2 separate regions of the Homo sapiens genome follow, and region 1 is linked to region 2. A link is a loop called in an ENCODE intact Hi-C map of the cell type or tissue named here. Cell type or tissue: GM12878. All regions are shown on one strand. Links, peaks and the distances in the headings refer to the core of each region. The heading gives the core; the rest is flanking DNA. Region 1 overlaps LINC01807 (long intergenic non-protein coding RNA 1807). Region 2 has its middle 32 kb from the start of CCL20.

Region 1 (16,607 bases), core at 4,947-8,946, 810 kb after region 2:
TTTATTTATTTTTTAAAGTTACCAAAAATTTATTTCTTAGAATACTTTGTTGAATGACAGTTGGTTAATTTCTTTGTATTTTTTAAAAATTGTCTCATAAGTTAATTAATGATTTTGGAATAAAATGATGGATCATCTTTCACACGTAACTCTATGAAAAAATGACAGATAATTACAAAAAGCTAAATTTAGTATCAATTATCAACAATTCATATGCAAAACCTAGAATATAGTAATAAAATACTGGCACTAAATATAATTTTAAAATCATATTATAAGAAGTTATAATTTAGAGAAAAGAACAAAAATGACTAAATGGCTTTGTTGCCAAAACCTTCTAAATTAAATACAATTTAGAATTTGAGCTTTTGCAAAGCTATAAATGCCACAATGTATGCAATTTTAACCAAACATAGAGATAAGTGAAAGATGAGAATCATGCTCACAAAATATGGTTATGACTTTCTTTGGTGTGACCATTCCCAGCTCTTCTAATGGTTAGAACTTTAAAGAGTATGATTGTCTTGGGAGATGAAAATAAATTTGGGGACCTGAAGTGGTAAATAGGGAAAAGGAAAACAATTACTCTGTAGAAGAAGATTGTGTAAATTACAGATTACAAACAACAAGATAGGAAGAGAGAGGAATTAACACTTTATCCCTTGTCTCTCCCCAACGGCTGGCTCTTCATGTAGGAAGAAGGCATAGAATCTTCCAAATGCCTAAAGTCTAAATTGACTGCCTAAGTATTTACATGTCATTACAATTCTGTTCATGCATCAAATCACTTTGATTGATTTTGAATGGTTCTGATATAATCAGCATTTTTTATTTTTATTTTATTTTTTTATTATACTTTAAGTTTTGCTGGATTAAGAAAATGTGGCACATATACACCATGGAATACTATGCAGCCATAATCAGCATTTTTTAAATGACATCAGTTTACTGGGAAGAACCATCCTTGGGCATGACCAAGTCAGCCCTAGCATGTCCCTCAGTTTGACTACACTCTAGATAGGCTTCCTCCTGCCTCTAGGCCCCTAACCACTTTCCCATCCTGCCCTCAAAGCATCCAGTTGGTCTGAACACAGAGGAGCCTTCCCTCCTTTTTCTTAGGGTATTTACTTTAGAAAACTTATTATGAACTCTTCCTCTGACTTTTTGAAATGAAAATATTTTTAGAAGCTTCTTTCCAGTTTTACAACCCAGGACTGACTCTCTCAAGGACCTGGGAGCCGTCCCTTTGAAATGTAATCATCAAAGAGGCTAGCATCCCTACTGCCCAGTTGCTGTGGAAAGATAGGAGCCTGACCTAGTGGGTGCCTTGCTCCAAGTGCAAAAATTACCCCATCATGAAGATAGGAGAAAGTTTACTTTTCCATTGAGTGAGGGCAAACAGATGGCTTGTGATTCCCCAACCTCAACTCTTCAAAACTCTTGGCCGGGCGTGGTGGCTCACGCCTTGTAATCCCAGCACTTTGGGAGGCCGAGGCAGGCGCATCATCTGAGGTCAGGAGATGGAGACCAGCCTGGCCAACATGGTGAAACTCCGTCTCTGCTAAAAATACAAAAATTAGCCAGGCGTGGTGGCGGGTGCCTGTAATCCCAGCTACTTGGGAGGCTGAGACAGAAGAATTGCTTGAACCCGGGAGGCGGAGGTTGCAGTGAGCCGAGACTGCACCACTGCACTCCAGCCTGGACAACAAGAGTGAAAGTCCTCCTCAAAAAAACCAACCAACCAACAAACCAACAAACAAAAAAACTCTCTCATCATTTGTTTCAGGGAGCTGAACTCGGACTTTAGTGTTGTGGCATCTCTCCTCTATTGCAGTAGTCTTAAACATTTTTTTCCCCTGTTTAACTTTGACCATTTGGCAAACAAATGTTAAGAATAAAATGCAGCTTCTAGAAGAGTAAAAATATATTTAATCTTTACATTTTTAAGTCAGTATGTGAGATTATCAGTAGTTAGATGCAGTTCAAGAAAGGATTGGTTTTCTGTTGCCTAAGAAACTCCTTGCATCGAGAGCCACATTGCTATTTTTCTTTGACAAAGCAGTATTGTGGGAAAATCAAGTTTTCTTCTTTTTCTTTTTTTTTTTTTTGAGATGGAGTTTCACTCTTGTTGCCCAGGCTGGAGTGCAGTGGTGCAATCTCGGCTCACTGCAACCTCCGCCTCCAAATGTTGCTTTTTGCTATACTTAAAAGTTGGAAATTTGATTGTAAAATGTTTAAAACCTTGTTTTATTTGAATTCAGAATTAGGGCAAATAATTATAGTGGTTTATTATTTTTTGTACAGTAAATACGAGACAGACAAGGAATTAGGACATTTGCAATCCTAGATCCTCCGACATTAAATGATCAGGGGGAAGTTATTTAACCTGTTTGGGCCTCAGATTTCTCATTTATAAAATGAGAAGTTTGGACAAACTCACTTCAACTCTAATACTATAAGATTATTTGATTATCTTTTTGTCTTCAAGACTTTTTTGATCCTAATTAAGAAGCAGGCTCTTTCTCAAATCCTGATACAATCATTAGACCACATGGTATATTTAGTTGGTAACAGACTCATCATAATGTGAAAATGTGTGCAGTGCAATGAGCCCATACACCATGAGTAGCTAATGAACACCCCTTAAAACAACATTCCTAAATGAATAACAAAATTGGTGCCAAGAAACACAGATACCTCACCAACACTCCAGCTGTTGATTTTAATCTTAGTTCTATTGCCGCCTAATATTCCAATGATTTCCCTTTCTTACTTGAAATTAATCAACATTTATGAAGAAAAGAATATCAAATTATAATTATAGAAAAAATGGTCTGGCTTCTTAATCTTCCTTCTCCATATTTCATCTCCATTTTCATATAAATCTTTCCAAAATGCTTTTCAATGTCCTTTCATCATCCGTCATTTAGTCAAGTAACTATTATTGACAGAACAAAAGGGTTTTTCCCCTTAAATTGTCACATCATGGTTAAATTATTTATATTTGAAAACATGATGTGTATCAGATGTGTGGAAACATGAAGTTGATTTTTCATATTTATTGGTATTTTCATATGTTAGCGCATGTTGGTCCATGGAGACCACCTGGCGTGACTCTTCTGTGATTCTTCCATTCACAGAGGTCAACACCTTTTTAATAAGGGAATAGCATTCTAGAAGAGATTTATTTAGATATCTCAGATTTATTAAAATGCAGAGTGTGGATTTTATAAATTATTTGATTATAATTTTCTTTTATTGATGAGGATATTGAGAGATTTATTTCACTTGTGCTATTCAATTTGTACTTTGACCATTTAAACTACTTGTTAAAGTTGCTTTGAAGTTACTTTTTTGGTTACTGTTCTAAATACGTTATTAGTGCCTTGATCGTGAGTGATTGATCCAACATTAGTGGAAACCTTAAGTGGAAAATAAAATCTTCTAAGCAGAAATCCTGCTTAGTAGGTCTTCCTTCCTGCTATCCTTTCTCTCAAATAAGAATTTTTATTTTTTGACTCTCAGGTCAAAAGAATTGGATTAATCATAATCCTTGGTTTGCGATCCAATATTGTAATTGTTCATTGAAAAGAGTCATCTTTTAAAAAATATTTCTGCATGTTTAATAATTTAATAAACACCTTAATCCAAAGCAGAAATTGGTATTATCTCACCACTTGGTCTTCCTTCTCATCCCCTGCTTGTTCCTAACAAGCTAAACATACTGAATACTTTCTTCTTCTTCTTTTTTTTTTTTTTTGTTGAGACGGAGTCTCGCTCTGTCGCCCAGGCTGGAGTGCAGTGGCGCGATCTCGGCTCACTGCAAGCTCCGCCTCCTGGGTTCACGCCATTCTCCTGCCTCAGCCTCCTGATTAGCTGGGACTACAGGCGCCCGCCACTGCGCCCGGCTAATTTTTTGTATTTTTAATAGAGACGGGGTTTCACCGTGGTCTCGATCTCCTGACCTCGTGATCCGCCCGCCTCGGCCTCCCAAAGTGCTGGGATTACAGGAGTGAGTCACCGCACCCGGCCTCTTCTTTCCTTCCTTTTTTCTTTGTTCTTCCTGTGCTGTCTTCACTTGCTAATTTTCTATTTTTTTTAGCAGTTTGATTAAGGTATAATTTATATGCCACAAAAGTCACCCACTTAATGTGAACAATTCAATAGTTTTTGCATATTTACAAAGTTGTGCGTCTATAAACGCTATCATTTTTAGAACATTTCATTACCCTAAAAACAAGCCTGGACTCCTTAGCTGTCATTTCTTAATCTCTCCACCTCCTCCTCACTCCCATGCCTCCTAAATCCTAGGAAAATATTATCCTGCTTTCTGTCTCCAGATTTGCCTCTTCTGGACATTTCATTCAATGGAATAATACACCGTGTGGTCCTTTGTGTCTAGCTTCTTTCACTTAGCATGATGTTTTCATGGTTTTTCCACACTGTAGCATACGTCAGTACTTCATTCATTTTATGACTAAAGTATATTTTTTGTATAGATATGCCACATTTTATTTATCCTTCCATCAACTCATGGATATTTGGGTTGTTTGTACTTTCTGGCTCTTCCGAATAATGTGGCTATGAATATTTGTGTACAAGATTTTGTGTGGACTTATGTTTCCACTTATCTTTGGTACGTGTCCAGAAGCAGAATTGTTGGATAATCTGATAACTCTATATTTAGCAGTTTGAAAAGTTACCAGACTGTTTTTCTAAGCAACTGCATTATTTCATATTTCCACCAAAAGTGTATGATGGTTCCAGTTTCTCTACATTCTCACCAACACTTGTTATTATAGGTATTTTTTATGAAAATCATCCAGTTGACATATATGTTATCTCATTGTGGTTTTGATTTACATTTGCTCGATGACTAATAATGTTGAGTATCTTTTCATTTACTAATTTTTTTGACTTAATTTATGCTAGTCTGGTATTTACCTTTACTCACCAATAAAATTTCTCCAGATAAGCACTCCATTGACCTTCATAACTGCTTTTGCCAAATCTAGTGGTAGTTCCTTTTGACTCATCTTACGCAATATCCAAGTAGAATTCCACCACTTTAAATACCTTATATTTCTCAAAACCCTTTCTTCTCTATGCTGCTGGTGTCCGTGCTACTTTCTACTGGTGTACATACTACGTTTCTACTTTCATAGTGTTTCTCCTGCCTTATTGTCCATTTCTACTGAGTCTCCCCATTGACTCTGTGGTCTTTATTGACATGACTTTGTTCTTGCAAATCTCTATGAAATTTACCCTCTAGATGATATTAGATACTAACAGTTCAGTGAACTAAAATACTATCTACATACAGGTAACACCACAAATTATATATCCAGCTTGATATAGAAAATATTACAGTTTATAGCCATTTCTAAGGCAGCATAATCCCCTAATTCTATACTTCCTCAATCGGTCTATCTTCCCGCCTCAATTTCCCAATATCTCTAAATTACAGCATAACTAATTATCGGCCTGGTAAAGCCCCAAGTTTAGAAATTCTTTGTGATTCCTCTCTCAATCCTTAACATCCAATTAATTACCAAGACCTGAATACTTACACTCCCCAAATACTTAAGTACCCCTAATCTTCTCCATCTTAGCTCCCACCACCCCAGTCCAGTCAACTCTCACCTAGTCTATTACAACAGAATCCTAATTGATCTTCACATTTACACTCTCTCTCCTCCCACCCAACCCTTCCAATTCATTCTCCAAGTAGTAGTAAAAGTTGTCTTTAAAATAAGAATTCACTCACGTCACTTCCCTCTCCAGATCTTTTAATGACTTCATAATACATCAGAAAAAACAATTTGAACTCCTTGCCATTGCCTAAAAGATTTTGCATGTTTTGTCCCTTCTCCACCTCTCCAAAGTCATATTGCTCACCTAGTCAAAGCTCACATTGAGCCAACACTGTATTTATTTCAATTGCTTGAAGTGGTCAGCTAGGTATTTCTTAAGGCTTTTGAGTGTGCTGTTGTCTACTTCTGTGTCTTTATCTACTAAGCTGTTTTCTTTTTACTCTTCAGGCTCAACGTAAATACCATCTTTTCAGAGAGGCCTGACCACCCCTATATAAATCAGGACTCTGTTTTTCTCTTTGTCTGCACTCTGATTTTTTTCATAGAATTTGCTATAATTTACAGATGATGTAATTTATTTTTAATTTATTTTTTTCCCCTCCCTTGGCATCATCTCCTGGTGAGAATGTAAGTTGTATTATGGTAGGGATTATGTGTTTCCTATTTCTGTTGTCAACACAGAGCTTGGCATTTAGAAGTTTTATTGCATTTATAAGATTTATTTAGAGGTAAGAAGAGAGAGAATTAGGAAGGGAGAGGGAAGGAACGAGGGAAGGTGGGAGGGAGGAAGGAATAGCTGCTACATTTTATCTATTAGGTTAGAATTTTCTTTGTATTCTTTTCTAATGGAGAAGTTTTTCACTTCCCTTTTGTTAGAAAGAAATCCTTCATGCTTGGAGTCCAAAATGAAACTGTAACATCCCATTAAGCAGAAATATGAACCACTCTTTGTGCCACATCATTAACCATCCCTATGGCAACAGTATGTAGTACGTTTCAATTTTACCAATCCATACCTAATACAATGTGGGTTAAGACAGCTAAAACAAAAGAAGTATATCTGCATCTGGAATTGAAAGCACTAAGTTCCAGCCCCAGTTCTGCCATTCATTAGCTCTATAACCTAGGACAAATCGTCTAACCTCTTTCTGTCCAAACAGCTTATCTGAAAATGAAAATAACATGTCTTTCCTATTCACTTTCAAGATTGTGGTAAAAACGAAATGAAGTAATATACAAAAGGCTTTTATAAACTTGAAGTACTATTTTGAATGTTATATAATTTTTGCTGAAATTAGGGTTAATGTCTTTTTTGTTTTACATTTTACTCTCAGTCCAGTTCTATACATATAAGACATGCTTAATGCTATATCAACTCGCATATTTTGTGTTCTTTATTTCAAGTAGCAGTTTCTATCTCTGTTTATCACTGTAATGATAATATCGGCATATAATCGTAATGGAATTCTGTGCTTTCTTCATATAGTACCTGTTAATGCGGGCATATGTCATATTAAAAGTATTCTATAAATTATAAAATATAATTATCAACCTATCAACCATAGAAATTTACGTTGTTAAAATTAAAACAGAAAATGTTTAAATAATAACTAAGAGATCTAAGCAATGAGTTCCCTGTTTAATTAAATACAATTTGGAATTCAAATAAAAAGATACAAGCAAATAGCATATTTCTTTTTAACTTTTATGACAATGATGAGAACTTTGCACTTATTAAACAGACCATTAGGAACCTATACTTATATCAGGGATCCAAGACAACACCATAGTGTTCTCCAAGGTTAACTGAGATTTATGTAATGATCCAGTTAATTTCTTTGACATAACTATCTCAAAGCAAACTTTCATGTTGACATCTGAGCCTTCTAAATGACTTTCTAACTGTATGAAAAATCCAGTCAGGCTACACCCATGTCCCTACTGCCCTTCTTTGTAAACAGGCTGTTTTGGTAAAGTAAAAAGCTACATTCTTTTTAGGCATGATGGTATGGCTTAGACTTCTCAAAACTTGCTTTAAAAATATGTTAATTAATATTCAACATATATATTCAGAAGAGGGTTTTTTGCTACCACACATCGAGTTAAATTATACCCAAATTGCCCATTTGGATATAAATGTTGTTGTCATTTTCATCAAGGGTATATCAGGTAGTTCTCTTTTTCACATACAATTGTAGTAATCCAATTACTAGGATAATGACTTTGCAGGACTGATTGATTGCAAACTGGAACACAGTTTTTCTCTTTGTAAATATAATTGTTTTACTGTAACAGGCTTGAAAGTCTTTTGCATCATGAAAGGATCTCAATTCTCCATTCCATGTGCAAGCAGCACACAGAAGCCTAAAGCAGGCTGAGTCAAAGATTCAGCAGCTACATGGAGTAAAACATAAATTCACTGTGATGTTGTATTAAAGGTGGTTAATATGAAATACTCTTCTATCCTAGGTGCAGTATATAGATTAAGAAATGTAAGAGTTTATAGTCTTCGAATCAGTGTACCTAGAATTTCCTTGCTCCACCACTCATGTTGGGAAAATTAGTAAGTTCTCTATGCTTTCCTTTCCTCTTTTGTAGAAGATGAGTAATGGTAAAAATTACCTCACAAGATGCATGAGCATTAAACATGAGATAATACATGCAAAGTGCCTGGTAGAGAAGTGAGCAAGCACTTAATTTCACCATTGAATCAAATTCTAATTTGTGAATTTCATTCAGTTGCTTCTATGCCACCTTTGAAAAAGCCTGAAAACCAGTCAGTTTTGGTAACCTAATATGCCCCAATTTCTTTACGGGTAGAAGGGATCCAAGATAGATCATAGGCAAAATTGTGGGCTATGACACAATTTTCTTTTGCAATTTTCTCTCTTTTTTTTTGGTTCTATGAACTTCCATCCTGCCAGGTGTCTGCTGAAAGTCATTTCTCCAAAAATAATTTTTGTTGTTTGCCAACATTGGGCAAAACATTGTACCAGAGTTTTAAAAAGAGAATAAAATATGTCCTCTTTTCTCAAGAAATTGACAACGTAATAGGAAAGAAAGGATATTGGTTAAGTTTATGAAACATAAATAGGAATAAATAAATTATAGTGGAAGACAGTAGAGAAGATATCACCATATAAGCATGATTGATATTCAAAGTCCCTTTTCATTTGATCCTTCTGTTAATTTAGATCAAAAGGAATTTGTCTATACTACGTAATCTGAGTTTCCACAAAAATGCCTATTATGACATTTTTTAATTAAAGTGATCTCGTAGACACTTCTTTGGAGTCCCTAAAACTCATGGAGCATTGACTGGAAACCAGTATGGAGAGGAAGCATGGTGTTTCCTCTTATAAGCACTGTCTTACTCAATTCTAGAATGAATGCTTTGCGACCCATTAGGAGACAAAGCTAGATCCCCTCAAGACTAGTGCATGTTTATTAAATAAAAGACAGTGCCTAGACATAGTTGGGTGCTCAAAAAGTGTATATTTAATTAAACACCAGACAAACCTTCTGATAGTTAATTTTATGTGTCAACTTAAATGGGTCACAGGATGCCCAGATGGGTGGTTAAATATTTCTGTGTATAGACGTGAGGGTGGTTCCAGAAGACCCTAGCATTGGACTTGATGGATGAGTAAAGCAGATGCTTCTCCACAAAGTGGATGGTCATCATCCAATCTGTTGAGGGCCTGAAGAGAGCAAGAAGGCACAGGAAGGTTGCATTAACTCTGCCTGATTTATTCAGAGCATCAACCTTCTCCTGCCTTCAGCATTTCTGGTTCCTGGGCCTTCAGACCCAGACAGAAGTCTATATAGTACTGATGGGCTGGCTCTCAGAGATTTGAACTATACCACTGGCTTTCCAGGGTCTCCAGCTTACAGACTGTGGGACTCTCTGCCTCTATTATCCCCAGAGTCAGTACTTTATAATTAAAACACACACACACACACACAGACACACAGACACACACACACACACACACACACACAATCTCCCGTTGGCTCTTTCTCTGGAGATCTCTGATGAATACAAACTCCCTTTGTTGTAATTCCCTGTACTAGCACAAAAGAGAAAGAAAATAGAAATACAATAACTTGATCAGTAAGGCACTTAATAAAATGTGAAATTTTTCTAATTGACTCTGGAGAAATAAAGGCTGGAGAGAAGTTGAGATAGGGGAATTTGTCGTTGGTGAAAAAATGTAGCTGAAGATTTTCAGTTAACAAGTTGGCAATCAACTTTAAGAAAGCCTCTAGTGAGCTCACAGCATTCTGCCCTTTGTCATTTTCTTTTAGTGGTTTATGACCCTCTTACAAATAAAGGAGACACTTAGGAAATGTGTGGCTGATTTCAAACTTGAGATAGGACAATAATTCATGGCGTAGCAGAATAAATATCCAAAACATTCTCAACAGGCTGGACTACAAGTCAGCATTTGTCACATGAAATTGAATAAGAATAGATTTAAAATTATTCATTGCAGTTCTCACTTTGAACTCTATAAATATGGAACTGAAGGAAGACAGTGTCTGTCTTAAAGTAATTAGTGTAAAAAGAACCTAAGGGTTTTGACTGACAGTAAGATTAATATGAAAAGACTGTGATGTGGCTGGCAGAAATGTTAATGGTTTCTTAGATTATATAAATAGAAACTTAGAGTCTAGGTAATGTGTGGCACATCAGAATCTCTTTGGATACTTTCTAAAATGCAGGTTCGTAGGTCCCATCCCACATCTACTGAATTATCCAAGGTCTGGGTGTTGTGCCCTGGAATCTGTCTTTAACAGTCTCCTGAGGTTACTTTGATGCTGAGATCCACCTCAGCGGATTAGTGTGGATAATAATGGAATAAGAAAAATAAAAACACAATGTCCTCACAGAGTATAAATGCTCAATAAACCATAATTTTAAGTATTCTTTAGGGCCATTTTTATTAGTTATATTGACACTTTTGTAAAATTCTTTATCCGGATCTAACTTTCTGTTAATCTTACAAGGGTGGCCTTTCCTGCCTGCCTTCCAGTCTTGTAACTTTCCTAAATGTGTCCTTTCTGCTTTCAACATATGCTAATTAGGACCTATTCTGTGTAAGATATTATCCTTGGCCATGCAGAGATTTTTTAGATGCCCTCAGTCAATATATCCACCAAGTATGGGAGTTTTGACCTGTATATAATTAACTATAAGAGAACTGAAGTGCCCTAGGGCCTGAGCAAACTTTCTGGAATTGCCTGTACCCTAGCAGTGCTGTGAAAATACACGATGCAGTAAGATGCAGCACAGAAATAAGCATTCATCTTCTGCTTTCTCTTAACAGAGGGCACTTTCTTCAACTAGGAGACCTTTGCCAGAGCATGTGAAGACCTTCTTGGCAAACACCAGCCATGCTCACTTCTCACCATCCCCCAGTGCCACCTACTCTCTGCTCAACACTCTCCATGCCCCTCCCAGAGCCATTGATCCCGTTCCACCAGAAGATCACATCTTAGAAATGCCCCAGACATCGTTGGACATTTCTTCATGCTTCATGAGCTTCAAAATCTTTTAAAAATTTAATGCGCTTATGAATCTCTAACAAGCTCCTAAATAACTTGTATGCTATTGTTAAAAAACTCCAAATATTAATAAGTATTAGTAAAATGTTGCTGTTAATAGTAAATCAGCTAAGCGTCAAAATGCTACCTGGAAAAGCAAGCAGAATAGACATTCCAATGTTAAAGGGCATCAAGAGCAAGACTCTTAAAGAGCCTATGAAATCATTTAAGTGTGAGATAAAAAGGTTGGGAATTTCATACATATTTAGCATTGCCTGAGAAATGTCTCTAAGTTTTTCTTTTTTCACTCTAGAATATTACCAAAGTTGCAGTTAATTACATTTCTGCTGCTACAAAAACATTTTTTCATGCCTCAGTGATTCATGAATCTTCCATTGTGTGTATTAGGCAGCAGCTCTTGTAGACAATGACAGAGAATAAAATGCTTCCAGAGGAAACACGATTCAGGTGTCTGTTTTTGGGTTATGCGGTGTCAGATTGGTCCCATTGTGCTTCAGAGAGCATTTGTTATTTTGTGATATGGCTACAGACAGGTTTAAGATCCAGATCATCATCTTACTTCAAAGAGTGTGAATAAATGATTCAAGAAAGAAAAATAAGAATGGAGTATTTGGATAACAATATATTCTCAATTTAAAACGGTTTATGAAGGGAACAAACATACCATGCAAATGAGAAGCAGTTTTAGAAGGGGAAGTGTTGTGCTTCATCACAACTAATTATTACTTGAATATTTATTAGTAGTATGAGAAACTAAATGTCTATGGCCATACCACCCTGAACGTGCCGGATCTCATCTGAAAAGGAAAAAATAGCTTCTACTTTCAATGGTGAGATATAAACAAAAGTTCTCTTTCATTACGCTTAACAAAAAATGTGCATCTTTAAATTTTTTTTTTTTTTTTTGAGATGGAGTCATGCCCTGTCACCCAGGCTGGAGTGTAGTGGCCCGATCTCAGCTCACTGCAAGCTCTGCCTCCCAGGTTCATGTGATTCTCCTGCCTCAACCTCCCCAGTAGCTGGGACTACAAATGCACACCACCATGCCCTGTTAATTTTTTTTTCTTTGTATTTTTAGTAGAGACAGGGTTTCACCATGTTGGCCAGGCTGGTCTTGAACTCCTGACCTCAGGTAATCCACCCACCTCGGCCTCCCAAAGTGTTGGGATTACAGATGTGAGCCACCATGCCCAGCCTGAAATATTTTGTTTCGATAAAAAATATAAATGTATTTTGAGTAAAAGACCACCATGACAAAAGGAAGTCATGGACTTGACTAAGAAAGACCAAATGAGCAAACTGTGTGCTCTAGATATCATCTATCCCTGAGAGTATCAGAAATAAAATCATAATGATGGCACCATGGCTTCAAATAATGGACTAGTAATGTTTCCAACTCAGGATAATAAATGCTCCATTCAGAATTATCTTTTAAAACTCAGCCAGTAGTAATCACTGCACATACTTTGTTACATACTACTTATAAAAAGATGGTGCCTTTTTATCTCTGAATCTCAGGAATATTGCCCAGTTCCCAGTACCTCGACAGTTTTTAATAAATATTTGTCTCATAGTGCATGATTGCAGAATGTCTGAAATTCTAAGAGTTACAGAAAAATACAAATGACATAGGGAAGAGGTTGGTAAACTTTTTCTGTAAAGAGATAGTAAATATTTCAGGCTTTGTAGGTCGTATAACCTCTCATACACAATTATGTCATTGTAGAGAAATCAGCCATAAACAAGTAAATGAATGGGTGTGACTGTAGTCCAATAGAAATTTCTTTACAAAATCAAGATGTAAATGGTAGGTTGTAGTTTACTGACCCTAAATAGAACAAACTTGGTCATTGTCCTCAGGAAGGTGTGGTAAGTGAAGGAAATAGGAAAACAAATATCAAAAACTCTGGAAAGGGTTTTTTCTCCAACTAGGATGGAGTAGGTGGAATTCAGCTCATAGTCCTACTGAATGAAAGTCCATAGTTTACATTACGGTTTACTCTGTTGTACATTCTGTGGGTTTTGATAAATGCATAATGTGTATCCATCATTGTGCTATCATATAGAATAGTTTAACTACCCTAAAAATTCCCTGTGTTTCATCCACCTAGTTTTTGTTTCCCATTTGCATGATAGATCTTTCTAGAACCCTTTACTTTTTGTGGGTGTCATTACATGTGAGATGGGACTCGAACACCACAGAAGGATGGCTTTTTTTTTTTTTAAATCCAATTGGCTATTTTATACCTTTTAAGTATAGGATTTAGGCCATTTATATTCAAGGCTAATGTTGAATTAGCCACCAATCACCATAAGCTAAGTGAGAGAGTTCTCTCTGTTAGTCCATTCTCATATGGCTATAAAGAAGTACATGAGCCTGGGGCCGGGCGCAGCGGCTCACGCCTGTAATCCCAGCACTTTGGGAGGCCGAGACAGGTGGATCATGAGGTCAGGAGATCGAGACCATCCTGGCTAACACAGTGAAACCCCGTCTCTACTAAAAATACAAAAAAATAGCTGGGCGTGGTGGCGGGTGCCTGTAGTCCCAGCTACTTGGGAAGCTGAGGCAGGAGAATGGCATGAGCCCGGGAGGTGGAGGTTGCAGTAAGCTGAGATTGTGCCACTGCACTCCAGGCTGGGTGACAGAGCGAGACTCGTCTCAAAAAAAAAAAAAAAAAAACTACACGAGATACGGTAATTTGTGAAGAAAAGAGGTTTAATTAACTCACAGTTCTGTAGGCTATACAGGAAGCACGGCTGGGAGGTTTTTTCTCCAACTAGGATGAAAAGGGTTTTTTTCTCCAACTAGGATGGAGTAGGTGGTATTCAGCTCATAGTCCTACTGAAAGAAACTGAAAGCTGTATTGAGAAACAAGAACAAACCCCCCTGCTGTTTGAAAAGACTGGAAAGCAGCAAGTGCAGCCAGCACTTGGGGTACAAAACCCAGAGTGGGGGAAATTCATCCAGGTCAGCTGTAGGTTCCTATTAGTCTCTCCTTGTGGTGTTAGACAACTAAACAGTAGGCAATGTCCTAAGACAAGGCTACCAAAGTGTGGTGCAAAGGGCCTCTGTAAACTGTTTACACCAATATGTATTATTGAGATAATTATGACATGTGACAAATTTAGAAATATTTATAATAATTTAACAGAGCAATTTTGGGTGCATTTTATCTAGTAATTTTAAAAGCAAGCATATTTTTATGTCCTTTATGTCTTTTATTTAGTAAATCTTTTCAGTAATTCATACTTGCTGTATTTTATGGAAGTGCTATGTAAGGACAAACAAGGCTTTTTTTAAATTTTTTTTAATTTTTTTATTTAATTTTTTTTTTTTGAGACGGAGTCTTGCTGTGTTGCCCAGGATGGAGTGCAGTGGCACAGTCTCGGCTCACTGCAACCTCTGCCTCCCGGGTTCACGCCATTCTCTTGCCTCAGCCTCCCCAGTAGCTGGGACCATAGGTGCCCACCACCACACCCGGCTAATTTTTTGTATTTTTAGTAGAGACGGGATTTCACCATGTTAGCCAGGATGGTCTCGATTTTCTGATCTCGTGATCTGCCCGCCTCGGCCTCCCAAAGTGCTGGGATTACAGGCATGAGCCACAGCGCCCGACCACAAGACATTTTTTACTAGTAAAATTTGAGATGAACCAGCCTAGACTGTACAGCGATCTTAATGGAGAAAGGAAACAAAGTGGAGCTCAGAGCCACAAGGAAACCAGGATGGGAGGGTCCAGGGTCCCAGAGAACTAAAAGAACTAAGTCCAGTATTCTGTATAAAATGTACCCTTAAATTTGCCAGACCCTCAACTGCAAAAACCCGGAGTGAGAGGCTGAGAAACCAAGCAGAAAACGACAGCTTAGAAACCAAAAATGCAAAAAAGGAAACTGGCATTTTCACATTGGAGATAAAAGTCAGAGCTCTAGACCTGACAAGGAGGAGAAGATCCTGGTAAGCACTGCAAACTTTCATTAGAGACCCAAAGAATAAAGGCAAACAGGAAACATAGAGAAACAGCCGACAAGAGAACAGGAAGTGAGCCAAATCTCCCGCACAATTCACTTTCAGAACCCTTCCTGCAAGGGAAGCTGGGAAGTGTGGACTTTATCTTGCTAACCTCTCCTACTAGAAGGAAGTAGTAGGACAATAAGAACAATAAAAAGCATCGATAAAAAGAACAATAAAAAGCATCAATAAAAGTAGTTTGCATTTTAAAAAGTTAAACAAAGTCGATAAAACTTCAGTGACAGAAACTGAGAAAAAAAGAAGGAAATCCAAATAAGTAAAATCAGACATAAAAAAAGAGACATTACGACTGATACTGCAGATATTCAATAGCTCATTAGCAGCTACTATGAGCAACTACTTGCCAGTACACTGGAAAATCTCAAGGAAATTGTTATATTCTTAGACATGTACAACCTACACAGCCAGATCTTGTGAGAACTCACTCATGAGACAGCACTAGGGGAATGGTGCTAAACTATTAGAAGCCACCCCCATGATCCAATCACCTCCCACCAGGTCCCACCTCCAACACTTGGGCTCACAATTCAGCATGAGATTTAGGTGGGGACGCAGAGCTAAACCACATCACTCCCTTAGAAGTCTCAGAAGGAATCAACTCTGATGACACTTTGATCTTGAACTTCTAGCTCTCAGAACTGTGAGACAATAAATTTCTCCTGTTTAAGTCACTCAGTTGTGGTACTTTGTTATGACAGCTCTAGCAAACTACTATAGTGGGAGCAAACAAAAACTACTATAGTGGGAGTGAATAAAGTCATTTTCCTTTCTAATATTTTGTTCCTGGAACTCTATACTATGGTTAAGGGAGGAACAACATCATATATTGGCTGCTGGTTTAGTACATTTACTGCAGCTTCTACAACCATACTTGACTCTCATGATACATTTTCTCCCATATGATGTTGATTACTTAGTAGATCATTCCTCCATATTATATGAGTAACTGCTTCTGGAGGACGGCATGCATATTAAGATCAGTGAGTCACATAGACATGACTCTCTTGCCTCTTGAACTCCTTGGTCTGAGGTAATATTGCATGGAATATTGTGATGGTGAATAAGCATTTAATGACTCTACAAATGACGGTTCTGAACAGAGCATTATAGGAATAGATAGAGGCCAATCTATGTGAAAAATAATTGTTTGGCCTAAAGAGGGGGAAAAGGTTTCCATGTAATCAATTTTCTGTTAGGTGAATGGCTGTTGCCCTGGAGTATCACACCTTTTTAGGGTCTCAATATTGGTCTGTATATTGGAGACTGAAAAGTCAGCAGTTGTGTTAACCAGACCAACCTCGGTTAAGCAGATAGTGGAACTCATATGGCACCACCACACCTGCCAATATGTCCCTCTAAGAAAACACTGGCATGACTGGGGAAAGAAGCTCACTGACATACAGAGAGTAGTGCAC
Region 2 (16,607 bases), core at 7,679-11,678:
CCCGGCCTAAGTGTTAAGATTATGAAATATTTACTCTCTGCATACTTAGTTCACCTATAATACTAAAGATACAGGGAGAGAAGTGTTGCTAAGGGGAAGAAGATCTTGGGTTCTAATATAAATGCAATCTTGCTTTGAAAGCTTGGCTCCTTCTTTCTCTGTACCAAATAGGACAAAATAAACAGCTTATAACATAATAAGTGAAGAGTTAATTTTTCAGTGACAGATAACTATTATCTCCAGTTTCTCCTTTGGCCATCTTCCTGTATTTATGAATGCCTCTTCTTTGAAAATAATAGTGAATTACTATACCATTTTTCCATATTCTAACATTTTGCCTTTTTCATCCAAAGCGATATAAGCAAAACAGAGTTTGTGGGTTACATGAAGATCGTGAGAAGACCTGGATTGGGGTCCTGATTCTCCACGCACTGAGGTATTGCTCCTCACAAGAGGGCATTAGCTACGGGGGTCTGCCCACAGACCCTGACCCAAACGACGGATGGATAAAATGTACACTGACACACAGATATTCTGTTTTGCCAGTCCTGCTGAGTGTCTGAACCCCTACACACCAAGAGAGGTTTGTCACTCCGGCCGGTCCGGAGCAGCTCGCCCTCCAGGCATTTGTTTACTATACAATTAACAACAGAAGCTCTGAGTCTTGTGGATAATTAACATGGTTAAGAGAGTAGTTCTACAAATGATTAAAGCTCAGGTACCGCGTTTTAAAGTAAATACCATTAGGGGGCAGTATTTCTGGTCCACCTCCCCGCGAGAGGGCCATCTGGCTCAACAGTTGGTTAACGGAGGTAGGGTAAACAGACTTATTGGGGAAGCCTCTACTGTCCCTAGTATTCTAATTCTCTAAGGTAAGAACTGGCTGCCTTCAGCCTCTTCAATTATTACAAGCTATGTAACCTTTCGGCCTTCCAAAGAGGTTTGTGACTATTCCCTATAACTTTCCGTAATATTTCCTTTTAATATTTCTGCCACCATCCTGAGTGAATCCCAACAACTCACTAGATAACTCACCCTGGAAAAGTCATTCAACAAATCTGCGGCCCCATTTCATCATCTGATACTCAAATGGTTGTGGAGATGGCCTCTGCAGTTTCTATTAAAATATCACCAAATTCTAAGTAGGTCATTTTTTTTGTAGTAGACTTTTCTACATTTAAATTGCTGGTAGGAAGACTCTTTCAAATCTAGGTAAGCCAGTTTTAAAACAGACAAAGAATACAGAAGAGGAAATGACAACGAGTTTGCTGTTTTCCATTTCTTAATTTTAAAAACCAAAGTCCTGGTATTATCTATCAGAATTTCCGTTAATCATGAAAAGCACACTGGGCCTCTCATCTTCGTCTCTCATTGATTGACAACCTTTCATTTTGATTCCACCCAGCATTACAGGAGTTTTCTAAGTTCTTAACATTTCTAATGGTCTGGCAAAGCTGTGTGAATGCCATCAATACTGATTTCCAGGAAATCTTGATGTTAACATTTTATCTTTAGTGTTGCGGTGTTTTGCCTGCTCTGATATGAACTGGAAAATATTCTCACCCACATTTTGAAAACTGGTGTGAAAAGTGATGCTAACAGTAAAGGTCTTTCTTTTAATGAAAAGACAAATGCTGACATTTACACATTTGGCTTCAACTTTTCATTCCTCTCTATGTGCTGACAGGTGCAGTCTCAATCCACATGATTCATTTTCTGCTTGTTGTTCTTTACTTTGTATCACTTCAAATGATCCATTTGCTTAAAAAGAAAAAGGTACAAGAATATGTCACTATAAGTTCATGGTTTCTGCCTGTAGGTTTTAGGTTGCTAGGGGGTGGTTTGACCTTTAAGATAAGTCTGGTAAAATGCAGATGGGATTATATAATGTTTACAGTAGCATATAATTGAAGTTGTAAGGGGTGTGTGTGTGTGAGAGTGTGTGTGTGTGTAAGCGGTAGAGTTAGAAGTGAGTAGAAGTCACCCCCGGAAACAGATCCTGACTCCAAGGAAAACTAAAGCCCATAGTCCCACAGTGTCTCAATTTTCTCTGGATGTTTAAAGAGAAGAATATTTTTTTTAAATTTAATTTAATTAATTTATTTTTTTGAGACAGAGTCTCACTCTGTCACCCAGCCTGGAGTGCAGCAGTGTGATCTCGGCTCACTGCCACCTCCACCTCCTGGGTTCAAGCAATTGTCCTGCCTCAGCCTTCCGAGTAGCTGAGATTATGGGCACCCACCACCATGCCCAGCTAACTTTTGTATTTTTAGTAGAGATGCAGTTTCACCAGGTTGACCAGGCTGGTCTCAAACTCCTGACCTCAGGTGATCCTTTGTCAGGGAGCCTTGGGCCTCCCAAAGTGCTGGGATTACAGGCGTGAGCCACCACACCCAGCCTCAGGGAAGAATCTGTAGGAAAAGGAAAACAAACAAACAAACAAACAAAAAGGAATCTTCTTTCATGCAGTAGAAAGGAAAGGAGCAGGACATGGCCGCAGAGAGGTTTTGGTGGGGCATTGGGAACCAGTGGGAAGAAACGCTTCTTGCATCTGATTATGGAGAAGGCCTTACGAAAACTAAATTAATCCATGAAAAGCAGGAGAAAGGACACGATTCAGCTAAAAAGATAATAACAGGCCGGGTGCAGTGGCTCACGCCTGTAATCCCAGCACTTTGGGAGGCCGAGGCAGGCGGATCACGAGGTCAGGAGATCGAGACCATCCTGGCTAACATGGTGAAACCCCGTCTCTACTAAAAATACAAAAAATTAGCCAGGCGTAGTGATGGGCGCCTGTAGTCCCAGCTACTCAGGAGGCTGAGGCAGGAGAATGGCGTGAACCCAGGAGGCGAAGCTTGCAGTGAGCTAAGATCGCGCCACTGAACTCCAGCCTGGGCGACAGATCGAGACTCTGTCTCAAAAAAAAAAAAAAAAAAAAGATAATAACAGTCTGCTTGGACTAGACTTATGCTTGTGCATAGACATTTTTTTCAATTTTCAATTTTGCTCTTTTATTGTGGAATAATTTTGGGTATACAGGAAAGTTACAAAGATAGTAGGGAGAATTCTCGTGTGCCCTTCACCTGACTACCTCCACTGTGGGCAACTTACATAGCCATGTTGCATTGATGAAAACAGAGAATCACATTGGCGCATTCATGTTAACTAAACTCCTGACCTTATTTGGGTTTCACTAGTTTTCCACTAATATGTTTTCTCGGTTTGAGGATCCTTCCAAGAGACCACATTACATTTAGTTATCAGGTGTCTTCAGTGCTCCTTGGACTGTGATAGTGACTCAGTTTTTCCTTGGTTTTAATGAACTTGATATTTTTGAGGAGTCAAATATTTTTAATTGTTTACATTTTATTAATTATTACTTTTACGAAAAGTGGATTTTCTTTCTTTCTTTCTTTCTTTCTTTCTTTCTTTCTTTCTTTCTTTCTTTCTTTCTTTCTTTCTTCTCTGTCTCTCTTTCTTTCTTTCTTTCTTGGCCTGTCTTAGTCTGTTCCTGCTGCCATAGAAAAATACCACAGATGGAGTAATTCATAAATGATAAAAGTTTATTTCTTCATCCATCTCCAAAAGCTAGGAAGTCTGAAGCCAAGGTGCTGGCAGATTCACTGCTCTCTCTGCTTCCTTGTTGCTGTGCTCTCCAGAGAGGATGAATGCTGTGTCCTCAATTGGTAGAAGGCACGGGATGACCAGCCAGCTCTCTGAAGTCTCTTTATAAAGGCATTAATCCCATTCACAAGGATGGAGTCCTCACGCCTAATCATCTCCCACCATCACTTTGGGATTTAAGTTCCAACATGAATTTTTGGATGGATGCATACATTAAAAACTTAGCAGCCACCAATCCACCATCCTGGAGGCTCCAAGAGCTTCTCATGTGATTCCCTCACGACTGCTGTGCACCTGCCAAATTCAGGATCTGCTCACCTGTAGCTGCACGGCCCAGGGAGGAAGGGAGGATCTATTCCTCTCTGCCCTCTTCCTAATTCCTTGGCTGTCCATTCTTTCCTTCCTTCCTTCCACCTTCTTTCTTTCCTTCCTTCCTTCCTTCCTTCCTTCCCTCCTTCCTTCCTTCCCTCCCTCCTTCCCTCCCTCCTTCCTTCCTTCCTTCCCTCCCTCCTTCCCTCCCTCCTTCCTTCCTTCCTTCCCTCCCTCCTTCCCTCCCTCCTTCCTTCCTTCCTTCCCTCCCTCCTTCCCTCCCTCCTTCCTTCCTTCCTTCTTTTCTCTTCCCTCCCTCCCTGTCTTCCTTCCTCCCTTCCTTCTTTCCCTCTCTCCCTCCCTCCCCTCCCTCTCTCTCTTTTTCTTTTTTTCTATTACACAAGTTTATTTAACAAAAAGTCTAATATGAAAATGTACATGACCTAATTTTTTCATCATAGTAAAATGGGCTCTTTGGAGAGAGGACGTGGATTTCTCTGCTGAACAGCCGTTGTTTATACTCATTCCAAGGCTTCTAACATTTACTTATTTATTTATTTATTTATTTATTTATTTATTTATTTATTTATTTATTTTTGAGACAGAGTTTCACTCTGTTGCCCAGGCTGGAGTGCAGTGGCACGATCTTGGCTCACTGCAAACTCTGCCTCCTGGGTTCAAGCGATTCTCCTGCCTCAGCCTCCTGAGTAGCTGGGATTACAGGCGCCCACCACCACGCCCACCTAATTTTTGTGTTATCGGTAAAGACGGGGTTTCACCATGTTGGCCAGGCTGGTCTAGAACTCCTGACCACCAGTTATCTACCTGCCTTGGCCTCCCAAAGTGCTGGGATTACAGGCATGAGCCACCACGCCCGGCCAAGGCTTCTAACATGATGATACTCTTTCCTTGTATTACCACCTTTCCAATATTGTTCTGTTGCCCACTAGTTGCCATCTACATGCATCCATCTATCACAAGATTCATAAAGGGCTCAAATCTCTGCAATATTCCTTGAACATGTCTGCCACCATTTAACTTCAATGATAACTTCTTGTCCATAAGTTTTTTCAACTTGAGAGGGTGAGCTTTGCTCATGGTGTCTACTCCACAGGCTCACAGATGCCTTGGAACGGAATCTCTTTCTTTCTTCTTAGGAGATGGGGGTCTCCCTATGTTGCCCATGCTGGCCTCAAACTCCTAACCTCAAGCAATCCTCCTGCCTCAGCCTCCCAAAGTGTTGGGATTACAGGTGTGAGCCATCACACCTGGCGCAAATCACTTTATTTGAGCAAAGTTAAGTGTTAACAAGTGAAGAGCCAAAAGGGGGCTGTTTTTCCCCCATTCAGAGTTTTGGCAATTTGGCAAAAAGGGGGTATCAATTTCTTCAAAACCGGGGCTAAAAGACTCAGGGAGATCAGAGAATCCCATTTTGAGAAGCCATTTTCTTCTTAGAAGTAACTGAGGTGCTGTACGTGTGTCAAGAGAGAAGTAGGTGGCAGAAAAAAGTGTGCTTTCCACAAGGGAGTTTTGCCACCAGAAGGAAAAGAGAAGATGGATTGCAGGAAGGAAAAAAGGGCTCTAGGCTGGGTGCGGTGGCTCATGACTGTAATCCCAGCACTTTTGGAGGCCGAAGTGGGTGGATCACTTGAGCTCAGGAGTTCAAGACCAGCCTGGCCAACATGGCAAAACCCTGTCTCTACTAAAAATACAAAAAATTAGCCGGGCATGGTAGTGCAAGCCTGTAATCCCAGAGACTTGGGAGGCTGAAGAACAAGAATCGCTTGTACCCGGGAGGTGGAGATTGCAGTGAGCTGAGATCGTGCCATTGCACTTCAGCCTGGATGACAGAGCGAGACTCTGTCTCAAAAAAAAAAAAAAAGGAAGGGCTCTCCTTGCCCCAGGGATGGAGGCCCGATGCACCTCTCTCTTAGCAAGCTGGGTGTGGGGGAACTACCCAGTAACCTTTTTATTTTTATTTTATTTTATTTTTTGAGGAGGGACAGAGCTTCAGTAAACATCCAGGCTGGAGTGCAGTGGTGTGATCTCGGCTCACTGCACCCTTTGCCTCCCGGGTTCAAGCCATTCTCCTGCTTCAGCCTCCTGGGTAGCTGGGATTACAGGTGCCTGCCACCACCCCCAGCTAATTTTTGTATTTTTAGTAGAGACGGGGTTTCGCCATGTTGGCCAGTCTGGTCTCGAACTCCTGACCTCAGGTGATCCACCTTCCTCAGCCTCCCAAAGTGCTGGGATTCCAGGTGTGAGCCACCGTACTCAGCCTTCAGTAACCTTTTTTAAAATAGCTTTATCAAGATGAGTTCACATGCCATGTAAGGTATACAATTCAATGTCTTTTATTATATTCACAGGGTCGTGCAGCTATCACCACAATCTAATTTTAGAGCATTTTCACACTCCTGGAAGAAAGCATGTGCATTCACAGTCATTCCCCATTCCTTTCCCACCTCTAGTTCCTGCATCCATCCATGTCACTTCTATTTCTATGAATTTGCCTATTCTGGACATTTTATATAAAGGGGAATCACGCAGTATGTGGCCTTTTGTGCCTGGCTTCTTTCACTCAGCATGAAGTTTCTGAGGTTCATCTGTGTGTAGCATGTATCAGTGCTTTGCAGGGTTTTTTTTGCTGATCAATATTCTACTGTATGGACATACCACATTTTATTATTAATGACCGACTCCATGAAAAGGGGAGGAGAAAACCAGCAGAGCTGTCATGTAAATGTTGCTATAGCCTGGATAAAGTGAAAGAGAAGACACAGCTGCCTTTTTGAAAAGACTAGAGTGCTATGGAGTGTAAACATCTAAACATCTGACAGCAGAAACTACTTTTTTTTTTTTTTTGGAGACGAAGTCTCACTCTGTTGCCCAGGTTGGAGTGCAATGGCATGATTTCATCTCACTGCAGCCTCTGCCTCCCAGGTTCAAGCAATTCTCCAGCCTCAGCCTCCCAAGAAGCTAGAATTACAGGCACTCATTATCATGCCTGGCTAATATGTTTTTTTTGTATTTTTAATAGAGACGGGGTTTCACCATGTTGGCCAGGCTGGTCTCAAACTCCTGACCCCAAGTGATCTGCTTGCGTTGGCCTCCCAAAGTGCTGGGATTACAGGCATGAGCCACTGCACCTGGCCCAGGAACCACATTTCTATGTATTATTCTCCTTGTGTCTGTCTGGCCCTGCCTGGTCTCCAGCCCTGCAGTCCCCTCTGCGTGGCTAGGACTCCTGGATCCCCACCTGCTGGCCCGGCATTGCTCCATTTTAAGGACATATTTTCAATGTTGAGTGTGAAGAGTGTATTTAAAAAACACTACCTTATTATCTATTTATCTATTTTATTAACAGACCCAAAGCTTACAACCTCATTGCTTTTTAAATATTATTTTGATATCCTGGAAGATAACCATAGACGATCTGTTAAAGAACAAAAAAGGAATGCTGTTGTTACAGTAGGTAGCTAGTCAGACATGAACAGGGCAGGGGAGGCCCCCCCGACTTCCCACCAGGAATGTCAGGCAACCATCAACCATCTAGTGATGGTCAGGTGGTTGTTAAACTGCCTTTCTAAAATAATAATTGGTCACAGCCAGTGCCAGGGAAAGGCAGTCTCTCAGTAGATAGAAAAAACCTGAAACTGGTGATCAGCAGCTTCCAGATAAGATCTCAGGCGTTGGGTGAGTAGGCTCAAGCATGCGCACTAAGAGGCGAAATGGCAGAGTTTAATTGGTATATGACCTTATAGGAACACTCACGTGGTAAAGGAAGAATAGCTCAAGGGAGCGTGCGTACAACTTCAGTAAACACACTGTGCATGGGGCCCCTCCCAAGTGCTGGACGGCCACCGTGCATGCGGACAGCCTACCCCAAGGGAAGAATCCGGGGAAAAGGGACAGACGCCAAGACCCCAGAAGCATGCCAACGTATAAAACCCCAAGTCAAAGGTCAAAGAGTGCACTTGCCTTTCAGGTCGCCTGCTTGGCCCTCTTCCAAATGTAGTTTACTTCCTTTTATTCCTGCTCTAAAGCTTTTAAATAAACTTCTAGTCCTGCTCTAAAACTTGCCTCAATCTCTCCTTTGGCCTTATGGCCCTTAGTAGAATTCTTCCTTCTGAGGAGGCAAGAATTGAGGTTGCTGCAGACACATAAGGATTCGCCGCCAGTAACACTGTGATCAAATATGTTTGGGAAATGACTTATGGCCCCTTTTTGGAGATATCAAAATTCATCTGAGTATACAAATGCCTTGGCAAAAACATCAGTAAAGTATCTGGTGAGCTTTGCTTAGCCCAGCGCACCCAAGCTACCCCTCACCCTCCCCAGCGAGCATGGTGGTCCACGGAAGAGTGGGAAATGCCTCCTTCCAGACAATGTGCTAGGACTCTGCCCCCTTGCCACTGGTCCAACCCGACCATGCATCCAGCTGTGATTTCTGGGCTTCTGCCCTATTGCTGGGGCCAAGGCCAGGTCTCAGTTCTGGAGACGGCCGTGCCTTTTTCTCCGTCACTTTGCTCTCACCCCAGGGACCGCAGCCTGTCCTGAAAACTGGGCACAGTGATGGGGCTCTGTTATTTTCTGTTCATTTCTCTGTTGTTCTCTGCATCCCTACCCACTTTGTTGAATAGGTCTCTTCATAGATTGCTTGTCATCTCTGGGGACACTCCAGTTTCTTAACTCTTGAGCATCGTGACATCCTGTTCTTCTGCCTGGATGATCCACAGCTGAACTCATACGGCTCCCACCTTCTGTAGCTGCTGTCCACTCCATTCCTGTCTCACCTCAGGTCTTGATGCAGTCCCCAGTCTTCCTTGTCCCATGGTTGTCTACTGAGGCCAAGGTGCTGTGTGAGAAACACAGCAGTGCCACTCAGGAATGTCTTGCGCAAGGTGGATGTCCAAGACTCTGCTGCTGAAGTTGTAGCAGGCAGCATCCATGTGTTCATCCTCCCGCATTGTTTCTTCATTTTATTTTATTTTTCGAGATGGAGTTTCGCTCTTATTGCCCAGGCTGGAGTGTAATGGCACGGTCTTGGCTCACCACAACCTCCACCTCCCAGGTTCAAGTGATTCTCCTGCCTCAGCCTCCTGAGTAGCTGGGAATATAGGCATGTGCCATCACGCCTGGGTAATTTTTGTATTTTTAGTAGAGTGGGGGGTTTCATCATGTTGGCCAGGCTGGTCTGAACTCCTGACCTCACATGATCTACCTGCCTCGGCCTCCCAAAGTGCTGGGATTATAGGAGTGAGCCACCGTGCCCAGCCTCTCCCACATTATTTCATTCTGTACCATGTTGTTGCTGAAGGAGCATGAGCTCTAGTGCCAGGCAGACTCACGTTTCCATCGGGGCTCTGGGACTTACTAGCTATGTGGCCTGCGGTAGGACATAAATTTTTCTGAGTTTCAGTTTCTTCATCTGTAAAGAAAAATGGGTGTGAATACACTTACCTCTCCCAGTTGTTGTATGGATTGATTTAGAAGGTGTAGACAGCTTCACTGTTCACAAGATTCATGTGATTCTGGTATGAGTAGTTTCCAAATATTCTGAGAGACACAGGAGTAAATAATGGATTCAAAAGTCCCTAGCCTGGGATTTTTTAATGTTATGAGTTAATATTTGAAAATCACTAACAAAAAGGTCTGGAATAAAAGCCATGTTAGTGTTATGTAAATGTTGTTTAAAAAAGGAAGTTCCCTTTCTTCTTCCTTCTATATAGTAAGGATCTTGAGCTATTGACTGAGGTTTCAAAGTGAAGAAATGGGAAAAACCATTTATATGGGGTTGCTAGTCACACCAGGAGTTGGGGGCAATGCCCACCTTGGTTGGATTCTACTGTGGTAACAATGGACCCCACAAGACAGCCAGAACTTCAAACAGCATGGAAGAGGTGGTCACTGTGCTAGCTGAGAAGTGAAACTTCATTGCGCTTTTGAAGAAATTCTGTCACCGAAACGAAAGAAAAACTAAGTGGATAGCAAGTAGAGTTCTGCTTCTCAAAGCGTGTAGTGATTCCCCTCCCACCCACGTAGAATAACCACATCTCAAGCACTTTCTTAAAGATCCCTGACTGTCTGACTAGAATATCCTCCTTGTCCACTCAATGTTTTTTTTTTGAAACAGAGTCTTTCTCTGTTGCCCAGGCTGGAGTGCAGTGGTATGATCTTGGCTCACTGCAACCTCCCATGTTCAAGCGATTTTCCTGCCTCAGCTTCCCCAGTAGCTGGGATTACAGGTGCCCGCCGCCATATCTGGCTGATTTTGGTATTTTTAGTAGAGATGGGGTTTCACCATGTTGGCCAGGCTAGTCTTGAACTTTTGACTTCAAGTGATCCACCCATCTCAGCCTCCCAAAGTGCTGGGATCACAGACGTGAGCCACCGCACCGGGCCTGTCCACTCAGCTTTAATCCTAGCATCGAGACCTTTTCTGTTATCTCATTTTTTGTCCCCTATTTCACTTTCCCAGATCCATATAACACCAGTGAGAAATAACCCCAAATACCTAGGGAGAAGTGTGATCTCACTGTGTTCACTTTTTCCCGAACATGAGCTCCACGATTGTTTCCAAACAGTAAAAGCAGTTTCTCCTTTTTATCTCTTCTGGTAAAGCTGCAGTTGGGAAGCAGAGAGGTTTGGCAGAGTTGATGGGACCTTTGGGGTGGTTTGTTTCCTATTGGAAAGAAAATGAGGGTAGGAAGCTGCTGAACAAAGAGTCTCTGCCTTGCCTTTGCAGGGCTGCTGACCCTCATAATGGGCAGAAGCTACTGCCAGCCTGCTGCATAGAGCTGTCTTTGCAGATTTAATACTTTAGTGAGGGGCTAGGGGCCTACTGCTGAGCCCAGGATATAGTCAGTTACTAAACCTTGCGTCATGAAGCCAGCTGGCAAATCTTTAGTTTTGTTCTGGTTAGATGTGACCATGACTTTGGTTTTTATTTACTTCTCTCTTTTGTATAACTATAAATATTTTTAGACTGGGTGCTACACAGTTAAGTCTGTATATATGATTTGCATTATCCAGTTTAGGCCCAAAGTCAGGAAAATTGCTGCCATGCAAGATGAGTTGACATGTTCCTGTTTTTGTGGCTAAGAAGCTTTGGTATATAGAATTAGAAAAATGCTCTCAATAGCAAAGACTTGGAACCAACCCAAATGTCCATCAATGATAGACTGGATTAAGAAAATGTGGCACATATATACCATGGAATACTATGCAGCTATAAAAAAGGATGAGTTCATGTCCTTTGCAGGGACATGGATGAAGCTGGAAACCATCATTCTCAGCAAACTATCACAAGGGCAGAAAACAAAACACCGCATGTTCTCACTCATAGGTGGGAATTGAACAATGAGATCATTTGGACACAGGGCAGGGAACATTGATCACTGGGGCCTGTTGGGGGGTGGGGGGCTGGGGGAGGGATAGCATTAAAAAAAAAAAAAGAAAAATGCTGATTCAAGTAAGAAAAGAATGTGTGTATGTCTTGGAGTTGGTGATAGAGAATGATTTGGAGGAAAAAACCCTCTTGATTTTGCAACTAACTAGTTTTAAGACTTTGATGAAATTTGTGGGTGTTTGGTGGACTTGTTTGTTGAATTGGATGAGTTCACTTATAGCCCTGAAATCTGACTGTGGATTCAAACATTTCATTCCCTTTTCTCTGAATCATTTTACATGTCTAACTTGAAGCTCTGAATTGATAAACATAGATGACAGGAATAAAATGGTTCTACATTTTTCATATTTCTCAATAGGTTTGGGTTTCCCTTTTGGGAATTTTTTTCAAAAGAGAACTGATTGGCTCTGGTCCCAGTATCAGGAAACTACCTGCTCAGTCAGGCAGAGAATGAAAGGCTTGAGATAAAGGGCCTGGGAACAGTTTATCAGTCAGACTTTCAAAAGAGGAGTAATCAAGTAGTGTAGGAAAAGCACAGCATAACTGTCTGAACAAGGATAAAGGAAAGAAGTGGGGAAGTGCCACAGCTGGGAAATTAGCTGTGGTGCTCAAATAACCGGGATCCTGGAATTCTGACCATAGGAAAGCACTGAGGGAAATTTGGAGCCTCTTTTGTTACAAAAAAGACCCTGGACTGTTGAAATTCCTTTGTGTAGTAGGCTCAGGGAAATACATTGAAAAGAAGAAACACAGTTTGTTTGTTTGTTTGTTTGTTTTTAGAGCAAATCTGAGGATTTGCAGAGGTGCTCCGAGGTAGCCATTCTTCAACTTTTTGGAGTTGTGGACTCCTTGAGGGCTGGGATGAAAACTATGGCCTACTTCCCAAGAAAAATATAGCTATACATATAAAGCCAAACACAATTTCTGGGGCTGGGTAAACATCTTGAAGACCACCCACGGCAGTGCCTAGGGATCCAAACAATTTGAAGTTAATAATTCTTCAGTTTGAAGTATTGTAGCAAACTGCTGTAAGTGATAAGTAATTATGAAGCAAGGAGTATAAGGAAATGCTTCATGGAAGACAGAGTTACCTCCAGCAATGCCATGGAAGACTTGGAAAAGTTATAGGGCAACAGACAGAAGCAAGGTCACAAGGCTAGAAGTCAAAGGAAAACACTGTAGAAGAAGCTCGGGTTTTGGAAGAAGGTAGTTCAGTGTTGAATTTCTGATTCCACTAGAGTCTAGCCATGTGAACCTGGGCAAGGGTGCTTACCCAGGTTTGGAATCCAGTGATTCCAGGGCAGCCATCAACTTTCTCCTTTTATGGCCAGTATGGAAGAAGCGGGTGATGGAGCAGAAGCAGCGTGGAATGTGGGTCTGGATTTATCTGGTTTCAAATCTCAGCTCCGACATTACAAGTTTTGGGTGACCTTAGGCAAGTTATTCAATTGTCCAAGTCTCTTATCTCTAAGATAGGTATAGAAATAGGTACCCAAAGAATGATTAGTACATAAATAACATGTTATAGAGAGAACTTTCAATAATCGATAGGCTTTATTATGAGAAAGGAGGCTTATTTAACTCAACAGAAGGTACATTTTGGGAGAAAGTGGCAGATCTATGAAGAAATTAATGCCAAATTATAACTATCAAAGAGCTATAAAGCTCTGTCCATTTTTGGGTAAATTTTACTCATTTAATATTTTTGTGTGTCTTCCTATGTAACTTCATACTTAAGATGTTAGAATTTCTTTTGATAGGTAATGGGTGAAGAATGGGAATAATAGGCATGGTCTGCATTTTAGGGGATTCTTTGGATATTAGAGCAGCAAGAATAATTGTTTGGGCAGGATAATTTCTGGGTTGCTAGACTCTGCCAATGGTTAGTGATATACCTTTGCATAGGTCACTTAAGTTTTGTGGACTTCAGTTTTCTTATATATTTAAGGAGAAAACTTCCTTTTTGTGTTTTATGATTCTGTGATCCTGAGGTTCTATTGTAGCCAGAATAAGGCTGAGATATTCTGTGATCTAGTTTTTTAAAAAAATTATTTGTGTATTTTCTGCAGAGGTGGGGGTCTTACTATGTTGCCCAGGCTGGTCTTGAACTCCTGGCCTCAAGCAATCCTCCCGCCTCAGCCTCCCAAAGGTCTGGGATTACAGGTGTGAGCCACCATGCCTGGTATAATTTAGTCTTGTTCAACATGACATCAAGCAATCTACTAGTCTAAGCACAAAGTTCTCAAAAATAAACTTCAACTTACTGTAGGATTTCTTGCAAAGGTAAGAAATCCTCTACAAGTTTTTTCCATAGAGCATCATTTAGCAAAAAATTTCAAACTATTCCCTTTAAACATTTTTCCTTTCTTTAAAATTTCAAACTCATGGTTACTACCCCCCCGAAAAAGAAATCTCATCACCTCACTCTGTTCATGTAATTTCCCCATCATTACTCTTCTTTCCTATTTATTACTTCTCCTCAGGTCTAGTTCCTAAAAAAGGATCTTGCCTGTGTCAAAAACAGCCCCCTGGGGAAGTTGGACTGGTCTGTCAACCCCTTTTTCTCCCCTGGGGACCAACCAATTAGAACAATGGAGAACAATTTTTGTGATGTTATCATCCTATTATTCTTTGATTCTGTGGCTGCAGTGAGGACGCTGCTTCAGAAAACTACTATATTAATACAGACTTTGAGCTCTGAGACCTGAGACCAGGACAGCCAATGTGGGAGAGAAGGAAATGAGTTGGAGGCAAAGTGTAAAAAGAATTAGTGACAAACAGATAGGGCAAATGAGGGTAGGAGTAATCAAACGTGACTTCACATGGTTCGTCCATCTTCCACACATCCTTGAACTTTTCAGCACCGTCTGTCAGGTGCTAAATGGACAAGGACAGGACAATACAGGTGATTATGCGGTGTGAAAAACAAAGCCCAATGGGAGTTCAAAGTAGAGAACTATTTCATCCAATTATGGGAACTTCCTTGAAAAAGTAGCCTTTGAATTAGACATTGAATGACATGTAGAATATGACCACCTAACAAGAGTGATGGTTGGAGCTACTCCAGGGGCAAGGGAAAACACATTAGGGAAAGATCTTAGATATTTTTATTATGGTGAGTGAGAGATAAGACCAGAAGAGATTTTCTATTTTCCCAGGACTTCTTGGAATGACGGAATTGCACAGGAGAAGTGTGGATAGAATTCCACCAAGTGAGTTCCCTCTCATGTTCTGAGGGGCTTCTCCAAGCCTGCAGATGTGTATGCTGAATGTTCCCTAGGCTAGTCACCTTGACAGTGGTGAGGGTCTGAAGACCTGGATCTAAGAAGGCCTCGTGTGTCCCCAGAGACAGACACACAATCAGTTCCTTTCCCCTCTACTCTTGGCTTTGTCTTCTGTCTGAGGCCGATATGTGTTTAGCATTCACTTTCCCAAACAATGTCTTTCCGCCCTCCTCATTTTCCGAATCTTCATTTGGGAATCATGCTAACTTTTCTCCCGCATCCTGAATCCCCGTTTGAGTTTCTCTGTTTGTGTCACACTCATGGGCTTGGCGAAGGGGATCAGATGGCTCTTGTGTGATCATGCTAGGCGGCTGTTAGTTAGTCACTCCTGGGAACTGGATTTGGTTCAAGTTTATTCAGTGGGACTTAATGCTGACAGACTACTTTCTACTCTAAAGTCAAGTCTCTTCCTGATGTACAGGAAATGATAAATAGTTCACGACAAAAAGTAAGACTAAGAAGTCAGCAATCATCACACTGCAAGAGTTGAGGGTGAGGAGGGAGTTGGGGTAGTCCCTGCCAGAACTCCAGGCCAAATGGCTTGCATGCCAGGTAAACTTTTGTAGGATGCTGGCATGCACATTGTGGGTGGATTGCAAATTTTTTTGAATGATGAAATAGAAGCAGGGTGTTTGTGTTTTTTTTTTTTTTTTTTTTTTTTTGGCATCACATACAAGAAATGTCTACAGGTGCCAAGAGATAATCTTATCATATCTAGGAAGTTTTTGTTTGTTTATTTATTTACTTAGGACATTGTTCTCCCTCTTCCATTTCTAGAATATATTTTCTCTCCTTAGTCAAAGAAACCCTAGTTGCTGTTTATGATTCAGACGAGTCTTGAGAGAATAGAAGGAAAGAAGAGAACAACTTCATTTCTTCTTCTGTGTAAAATGTCCTGTGTCAAATTCCCATACTCTAACACTTTATTTGTAGTATCTTCATAATTCACCAACTTCTTTAAAGGAAGAGAATAGTTTTTAATATATCTTTGTTTCTCTGAGAATATTCCATTAGAGTGAGTGTTCACTGCTAGGTTGTTGGTTACCTGAATAATGTCTCCTTTAATAACATAAAATGTGGAACACAGAATTTAGAACCGTATTTTCCTCTTTATATTTATTTTTCTTCTCCTTATTCTCCTCCTCCCCTTCCTCCTCCTCCTCTCTTTCTCTTTCTCTCTCTCTCTACTACTGAGTTCAGATCTCATTTCTGTCACTTACTTCCTGTGACTCTGGGCAAGTTACTTCATTTTACTTTGTAGCAGATTCCTCACTTGTTAAATGGGAATTATAATAGTCATTGTGACATATACAATAGAGAATATACATGATGATACTTCTATTATTATTGTAATGATTAAACAAATTAATATACATAAAATACACATAAAAGTGCCTGCCAGTAAGTTGCTACATAAATGCTTGCTGTTGTGACTTTCTCATGAATTTTTGTTTTGTCTTTCTAACTAAATCATAAGCTGCTCAATCACAAGACTATTTCTCTTATGTCTGTGTCTTGACCATATTGCTTAGTGCAGTAGAAATGGTATCATCAATAATAGTTTGCGTCTGAGTCATACTTTACATTGTACAGGGTACTTTCACTTGGATTACCTCACCAATCCTCCCAATCATACTTGGATACATGCTTATTCCCACTTTTTAAATGCAGAAACTGAGGCTAAAATTTTGTTTGATCAGGGCCACACGGCTAGTGTGTGACCCAGATGACCCTAGAACTTAGTCTTTCTGGTTTCTGGTCTTACGTTATTTCCTCCAGGCAAATCTGACCATCTGACCACACGGCAGATGTTCAACAAATGCTTCTGTGTGTTTATGTGTTTCTCTAAGATGCATCTTTCACATTCTATAGAGTAATTGGCATGGTAACTTTGAGTGGTCATTTCTTATTTATACATTTTGGTATAGTTAAAATTCCTGAAATAAGGGATTCCTGTACTTATAATGTGTTTTATTGCT

Evidence for each region. Peaks named below come from ENCODE experiments on the same cell type or tissue, not always from the same donor. Only the 100,000 strongest peaks of a DNase experiment are listed, where the experiment ranks them.
Region 1: it touches region 2 in a loop (3-fold over the local background); 1 of 110 quality-filtered maps calls a loop at or near these places.

What each region holds. Positions count from the first base shown.
Region 1 is chr2:228,584,290-228,600,896 of GRCh38, forward strand. All of the region lies in intron 1 of LINC01807 (long intergenic non-protein coding RNA 1807), which reads right to left. LOC105373921 (a long non-coding RNA gene) reads left to right here. Exons shown (of 3, transcript XR_007088115.1): 2 at 8,064-8,157; 3 at 10,925-11,005. Among named protein-coding and RNA genes, the nearest start is that of LINC01807, 19 kb to the right of the region's middle. In GM12878, for the core only: no CTCF peak of the experiment used is centred there; a DNase peak (open chromatin) is centred at 6,582.
Region 2 is chr2:227,773,705-227,790,311 of GRCh38, forward strand. It overlaps the pseudogene SNRPGP8. Among named protein-coding and RNA genes, the nearest start is that of CCL20, 32 kb to the right of the region's middle. In GM12878, for the core only: no CTCF peak of the experiment used is centred there; DNase peaks (open chromatin) are centred at 9,344 and 9,917; H3K4me3 peaks cover 817 bases; H3K27ac peaks cover 1,896 bases.